Regions from separate parts of the Homo sapiens genome. Here region 1 is linked to region 2. The links are chromatin contacts, found by Hi-C or POLR2A ChIA-PET in ENCODE. All regions are on one chromosome and are shown on one strand. Each heading gives the region's core, a stretch centred on a gene start or an enhancer-like site at or near the end of the contact. The rest is flanking DNA. Distances are from core to core; before and after follow the strand shown.

Region 1 (3,742 bases), core at 221-2,720, 46 kb after region 2:
CATTGATAATGGCAGAGATTTGAACTTGAAGCAAATAAGAGGCAGAAATGTAAAGTTAATGGAAGGGACTGCAGTTTTCATTGCTGTGGTTCTGCCTCTGAAGTTTATGAGTACTGGTTGTGATTAGTTAAAGGGTAATCCTTACCTGCCCTGCTAATACTTGAAGACTAGGTTTTCTACTGGACCCTAACATCTTTTTGAGATTGCTTTTAAAAAGTGATGAATTTCTTTAACCAGTAAGGTGTGTATATATCCATTTTCTGTTCTGCTTTATTTTAGGAATGAATTTATTATTATTATCATAGTAAATAGCCAAGCATGATTCAATTTAGGAAAATAACAGGAAAAGTTTGCTCATCTTTTCTAGGCTAATTTTGCCATAATCCCCACAAATAAAGTAGTGGTTTCTTTAAAATATGCCAGTTCAGGGTCACAGAGCTGCACTTTTAAAGCCTACAAGTGATTATTTAGTGCGAAAATTGTATTCAAGTGAAACACATCAGCATGCAAATCTAAAACGTGGCCATTTTCATCTAGATTGAATATTATTAACCAGCCCAAGGGATATGATGTAATTAAGATTTTGAACAGCTTACTTTTGTCTACCGTGATGAATATTACCCCAATATTTAAAGCGGCTTACCAGTTGAATAATGAGAAGGTGGCCCAGTGCACCAATAACCATACATTTTGGCTTTTAGGTGCAGTGAATGAGTTTGACTTTTCTTCACAGGTCCAAGCATTGATAAGGACAGAGATATGAACTTGAAGCAAAAAAGAGAATGTTCAAATTCCAGGAAAATCACAATTCCTTTCTGAATAATGGCAGATTTCCATGTCATTGCCTACTCACTCATTTTAATACCTTCTTGCATGGGTTTAGGAATAAAGACCAAGTGGGGACAGATGAATCCCTTGTTAAGGGTTTATGCTTTTGCCTAATTAAAACTATTGGGTTTATAGCCTGCTAATGCAGCTCTACTTGGAAGGGAGAACAACTCTTAGCTTGGATCCACTTCAGAAAGTTTGCAAGGCCTCCCTCTGCCTTTCAGAGAACTGAGAAGGTACATTTCTGATAGCATCTTTCTTCTGGTGCCATTCCAGGATAACTGTTCTTAGGGGAGACAAGATGCTCACCTTTTCTGTCCTTCCCACACCATTTTAAAAGAAAGACAAAGTTCTTTATTTCTCCCAGGAGAAGTTCAGGAAAGGATCCATTGCAGAGCTGCACCACCTTAAGCAGACAGCCCAGCCGGCAGGCTAGGTTGGTACCACGGCTCATTTCAGCCATCCGTATTTTCAGGTGTACCATATGTATTTAGTACATCATTTGATAATGCTAAAAAAATATTAAAGCAGTGTGAGACTAAAGGAGAAAGAAGATGAATGTTAGCATTCCCCTGGGGTTCATGGGTGAAGGAATTAACACAGCGTGGCACTCTACCCTAGCTGTGTTTGTTTCCATGGCAACAGCTACGTACATGTTTCAGACTATCTACAGTGACACAGTTGCAGAAATAGTAGCTTGCAGGTTTCTGATATCGCATCAGTGGACAGGCGGCATGCACTATATTAAGTAAGTGTAAAAGAATTTAAAATATAGCTCTGGATTCAGATGTGTATTAGCTCAACTGAACGATGTGTCGGGGGTTGCGGCATTCCCCTTCTGCACGATGGCAAAATCTGGGCAAAGTTGAAAGTTGCAAGATTCCAGTCAAACAATTGTCCTTGCTTGGGTAAATATCCTCAAATGAAAAAAAATGTGAGTTACAAAGGTAAGAAAATGGCCTTGGCAGATGACATATCAAAGAAGGATATTGTTAATGAAGCTATTTTTTTTTTTTTTGGAGGGGGGTAGAGATGGATAAGAAATGAAAGCTTTGGTTGGAAATAGCTGAGTCTTAAAGCAAATCGAATGTGCAACAGAATCTTTTTAACAGCTGCTGAGTTTATGGCAACTAAGGTCTTTGAATGTATCACTGTAGAAATTGCTTTTATATCAGAATGATCAGGTGAGGAGCAGAGAGGTTGATTAGGTGTGCGGTTAAGGGGAAATCGGGGCTCCATTGTCTTTTCTGAAAGCTTATGTAAATATCTCATTCTCTCCAAGCTGACCCTGGTTTGTCTTTGACATTTGCTGCTACTTTTTAGTACCATTTGCTGGTATCTGTGTTGATCTCATGCTGCCACATTGTAACCTTATATGACTTCAGTGTTGGTTACAGAGCAACCAAGTAAAGATGATAGACTTTGTAAGTGTGTGACTTTGCAACCAAATTGTGCAGTAATTTCGGAGGAGTGTTCAAATGAGTATTTATTTGCCTGCTAGACCCCTACTTTTGAATAGCAGCCTAGGTATTAGGTTAATGGATTTCAATGTGCACGTTATGATTGTGGGAGCTTTCAAGTATGTTGTAGTGCAATTTACACTGAGTTTTTAATGTCAAAAAATTTTTTTATTTATGCCCATTATTCGATTTAAGCCTGCATTTACCTCATAGTTTTATTATTCGTGTATCAGTGAAGAGAATGTAAAATGGCATGGTAATTTAAGCTAATCTATTCATTTGAAGAAGGTTAGTTTTCCGACCATAGGTGGACTTTTAGAAAAAGCGATGCAGACAGCTCTTTGGGCTGTATGAGACTATTTTTTTATGTGCACAGGGAACTATCTACAGTATGTACTGCATATTATTCTTTATAGTCATTATTTGATCAGATGTTAAGAGAATACCTCTGAGGCGCTCGGAGTTTCTGAGCACCCACGCATGTGGAGGGCCAGGACAGGTTTTGGATTATAAACCAGGGACTTGAACCCTGGAATGTACCACACCCCAGTGGGTAGATACAATGTGCCTTTCTAAATAAGTTGATAAATGAAATGAATGTTGAAGCTTTCCATATATGCCCATGTGTAGTCTGAGCAATCCAGAGATGGGAATTGAAATTTGTGTCTTCTATGGGGGTTGTTTTTTGGTTTTATTTTATTTTGTTGAGACAGGGTCTCACTTTGTCGCCCAGGCCAGAGTGCAGCGGTGCTATCTCGCCCTACTGCAACCTCTGCCTCTTGGGCTCTAGCGATCCTTCTGCCTCAGTTTCCCAAGTAGCCGGGACAACAGGCACATACCACCATGCCCAACTAAAAGACCTCACTATATTTTCCAGGCTGGTCTTAAACTCCTGGGCTCAAGCCATCCTCTCGCCTCAGCCTCCCAAAGTGCTGAGATTATAGGTGCGGACCTTGGGAAACTTTTTAATGGTGGCTCATACCGAAGGCAGCTCCATTCTCAGAGGACGAGCTGCTCTGCCCACTTGTACCCCCAACTTCAGTGGAGTTTTAAGACCCATCTTTGGGGTGGGTGGGAGGGCAGACCTCTGTCCCCATGCCCTGGCTTGCCTGGTGTGTGCCCCATGTATCCTGGGACTTCTCTGTGTGAAAGCTGCATGATCCCACGTGTGCTTGGCCCCCCCAGGCTGAGGGGACCAAATAGCATTGGTAGGAGAGAGTTTACATAACGTTCTGTTATTGTGTTTGAAGGACCTTGGAAAACTTGGGCTCAATAACCTGGGACTCTGACACTGGAGAACAAAAAAGTTTCAGTGAACTACTTGGATGACTAGTTCAACTTTTGTTTTTTGGGGAGTGCTGGAGCAGGCCTTTCCAACAGTCAGGACGTTTGTGTATGTTTTTCATCATACAGAAATATTTTCCAGTGTAGAAACAAACCAAAACAAAACACCC
Region 2 (3,945 bases), core at 1,377-3,876:
AGCTCTGATTGAAAAGCACCTGTGTATTCCTTCCTCTTACACTTCAGTCAAAGAGTGTCTTTTCTCCTTTTGTAGCTAAATACTTCACCGGCAGGATTGATGGTTTCCTTCTACCAGGGGAGTTTGTGCTGCTGGCAGCCCCATTGTTTTGCTTCTGCTGTTAATGTAATAGCTTTGGGTTGTAGTGCAGGAAGATGATGCCTAAGTCCAGCGTCAGGTGGCTGGAGTTCTTTGCCACTGCTGAAATGCAATTTTAATAATGGACTGTATCAGCCAAATGTGTTTCCTTGCCTCTTTGTAAAACAAAAGAAGATCTCAGCATATTAACCCATCGATGGCAGGAAAAAATCAAAATCTCCAAGAATGCCAATTAATGAAATGGCACTTGCATCTCAAATTATAAATCTCCTTAATACACTTCAGAAATTCTCTGGGTAGACAAGGAAGGGGTTGCTCCAAGCCATCTCATCAGCCCCACTTTTTCTAAGGCACAAATGTAGAAAAGATGCAGAAAGTAGTTTGTGGTTTGGTAGAGAAACGAGCTGTTCTACAAAAGCAATGACGAACTTGACTAACCTCAGGTTGCGTTTATTTGTTCTGATCATGCTGAACTTTATTAATTGTGAAAAGTCTGTCAGAGGCGTTCGAACCAGAGTGACTCCATTTTGAGCAAGGGCTAGGAAAATGAGGCTGAGATTTGCTGGGCTCCATTCTCAGAAAGTTAGGCATTCCTAGCCTCTAGATGTTTACGGTTAAGGGAACAAATTAATAGTGTTTACTAAACAGACTCAGACTTGGGAGTGTCCAGGTATCCTGACATCTGGAGAACAAAGGCACTCTTAATTTTGCTTTAAAGATAATAATATCGATTCTTGCAAAATATAGTAATTAAGAAAATTAATCCTTTATCGCAAACCCTTGTAGCAGAGCACATCTCCCCATATATACAAGTATTGTACTTAGGGTGGATGCGTTCCTCCTCTTACTTTCAGGAACATCGTACTCTATCTATGGAGTAGCTGTTCTTTCACCACTTTACTTTCTTAATAAACTTGCTTTTACTTTGCACTTCGGACTCGCCCTGAATTCTTTCTTACGCGAGATCCAAGAACCCTCTCTTGGGGTCTGGATCGGGACCCCTTTCCTTTAACAACTTGGGTCTTTGGGCTTATATTTTCCTGAGTAATCTTAGAATATTGCTGATGCAAGGGACCTTTTGTAGTTCCATGTGCCCAGTTTTACAAGTAAGGAAACCAGAGAAGTGAAAAAGTTTGCTCAAGGATGTACAGCTATGTCCAGAGTGGCAGAGCAGGGAGCAAAATCCCAGCCATAGCACTGTTACGGGAAAGGGGTCCTGATCCAGAGGCCAAGAGGGTTCTTGAATCTCATGCAAGAAAGAATTCAGAGCAAGTCCATAGAGTAAAGCAAAAGCAAGTTTATAAAGAAAGTAAAGGAATAAAAGAATGGCTATTCCATAGACAGAGCAGCTGCGAGGGCTGCTGGCTGCCCATTTTTATAGTTATTTCTTGATGATATGCTAAACAAGGGGGGGATTATTCATGCCTCCCCTTTTTAGACCATATAGGGTAACTTCCTGACATTGCTGTGGCATTTATAAACTGTTGTGGTGCTGGTGGGAGTGTAGCAGTGAGGAGGACCAGAGGTCCCTGTGGTGGCCATCTTGGTTTTGGTGGGTTTTGGCCAGCTTCTTTACCACAAAGTGTTTTATCAGCAAGGTCTTTGTGACCTGTATCTTGTGCTGACCTCCTGTCTCATCCTGTGACTTAGAATGCCTTCACCGTCTGGGAATGCAGCCCGAGTAGATCTCAGCCTTATTTTACTCAGCTCCTATTCAAGATGGAGTTGATGTGGTTCAAACACCTCTTACAGCACCACCCACATGATGTGTTTGAATTGAACCAGGAAGGAAAAGTGCTTGTTTCTGTAGCTCTGGTTCCATTCATATATCCAACAAATATTTGCGAGAGATCTGTCTGGTGAGGTCCTGAGCTTCCAATGACACAATGTACAAATTGAAATCAAAATCGGTAAGAATCTTAGAATTCTTCCAATTCTAACATACTGTGACTCAGCCAGAGATACTCTGACTCAGCCACTTAGTTTATTCATTCATTCATTCATTCAGTTCCTTCATGTTGCAAACACTTATTAGACATTTCCTACTTACTACTGCAAATCTCTGCACAACAAAAGTATTTTTAAGACCCGATCTGAGTCACTTATATCAAGGAACATTCCATATAGATTTTTCTTAGCAGCAGCAGTCTTTGGATGTTTTATCCTAACAAAATTTGATTTTTAAAGGCATATAACTCGTTCATTTTCCTTTTTTTTTTTTTTTTTGAGACATAGTCTCACTGTGTTACCCAGGCTGGAGTGCAGTGTTGCAATCTCGGCTCACTACAGCCTCCGCCTCCCAGTTCAAGCGAGTCTCCTGCCTCAGCCTCCCAAGTAGCTGGGACCACAGGTGCGTGCGACCACGCTCGGCTAAATTTTTTTTTTGTATTTTTAGTAGAGACGACGTTTCACTATGTTGGCCAGGGTGGTCTTGAACTCCTGACCTCGCGATCCGCCCGCCTTGGCTTCCCAGAGTGCTGGGATTACAGGCGTGAGTCACCGTGCCCAGCCTCATTTTCTTTGTAACTGGTTGCTTTAGGTCTCCAGCCAACTTTATATGCGAGATTTTAAAAAAATGCTATCAAACTCTAGTGTAAGGATTTGCTTCAGTTTTAGGTCTATGTTAAGCATGCCTTTTAGAGGACAGTGGTAAACATTGGTTTACTTGGCTAGGTAAAGCATCTGTTTTCAAGGTCTTGATCTAACCACATACCCCACAGTCACTTGTTCCTGGCCTTTGTTGTTATCTCTATTTGCTCAGAAATGTCCACAATCCTAAAGTCTGCTGTAAATTTCACATGGTTATTGCATTACCTTCTACTACCATGCTGCAAACACCAATTTGAAGGAGTGGCGTGAGAAAACAACTAAAAGTATTTATCCTGCTGTTCTTTGCATTTTCTTTGTTCTGTTGCATCGTGATATCTGGCTATCGGATTTCATAGAAAAGTAGAAACAGCCGAGGGCACTGTTTTTGTAATTTCATATTAAACTCATTTCCTTGAAAATCTGGCTTGAGATGAGTGTTCTTCAGACTTCTCTTCCATTTTGGTATGTTTCCTTTTTCTTTTCTCATGCAGCCTATGTCTAGTTTTTCAAGCACATTGAAGTTGAATATATTTTTGTTTTAGTATCAGAAGGCACAGCTGCCGTGGACTAACCCTAACGAGCCTCCCTCTGTCACCCATCAGTGTCTCACGCAGCAGTTCCTGACCATCAAAGTGTGCTCTGTGCTAAGTACTCTGCTGGATGATTTGGCTTGAATTTCTCAATAAATACACCTACTTACCCTAAGAGGCAGTTAATATTATTCCCATTTGACTGATATGGAAACTGAGGCTGAGAAAGTGGAAGCAATTTTTAAGTCAAGTCACACAATGTAAGTGGTGAGCAGGACCCAAGGTTGTGTTTATATGATTTTGAAATTTTGTTATCGACCCTACTTATGAGCCCTGCTTTATTTCTCCATTATAGACATCCCATTTTGTTTTTCTTTTAAACTGAGACAATGGCAAAATAAAAACAGGGGAGTGTTTTATGTATCATTTTCACTGGACCGGTATTTTCTGTGTTTTTCAGAACACTAGCCAGCAAGCTCCTAAAAAACAAACATTAAATTAATTTGGTCAAAACTGCACATTATATCCTTTTCTAGGAGATACTGTTTTATTTTATTTCCTTTTCTCAAATTTCCATTTGACTACATAACCTTTTTATCTTCAAATGCCTTTAAAAGCACAAATTGGGAAAGGTTTCAGTTAAAAGACAAGTGAAGAATTTGGTATTATACAACTAAATTTTTAAAAA

Evidence for each region. A loop is a pair of places that touch in the nucleus more often than their neighbours do. ChIA-PET counts read pairs that join two places held with the same protein, here RNA polymerase II (POLR2A). Pooled maps may share reads with other maps.
Region 1: a map of ascending aorta shows a loop between it and region 2 (2.4-fold over the local background). The contact joins two enhancer-like sites. A Hi-C loop is called at or near these places in 1 of 168 maps with a recorded cell type or tissue (ascending aorta) and 2 of 50 pooled maps. POLR2A ChIA-PET finds 5 or more read pairs at or near these places in 8 of 52 experiments (AG04450, CD8-positive, alpha-beta T cell, H1 and 5 more).

The regions. Positions count from the first base shown.
Region 1 is chr14:89,491,964-89,495,705 of GRCh38, reverse strand. It overlaps a transcript of FOXN3 not described here. Among named protein-coding and RNA genes, the nearest start is that of FOXN3-AS1, 76 kb to the right of the region's middle. Within about 2 kb of position 1,470, at least 2 of the 41 ENCODE cell types and tissues checked have a DNase peak (open chromatin) inside an H3K27ac peak, as active enhancers do.
Region 2 is chr14:89,539,157-89,543,101 of GRCh38, reverse strand. It overlaps a transcript of FOXN3 not described here. Among named protein-coding and RNA genes, the nearest start is that of FOXN3-AS2, 35 kb to the left of the region's middle. Within about 2 kb of position 2,626, at least 2 of the 41 ENCODE cell types and tissues checked have a DNase peak (open chromatin) inside an H3K27ac peak, as active enhancers do.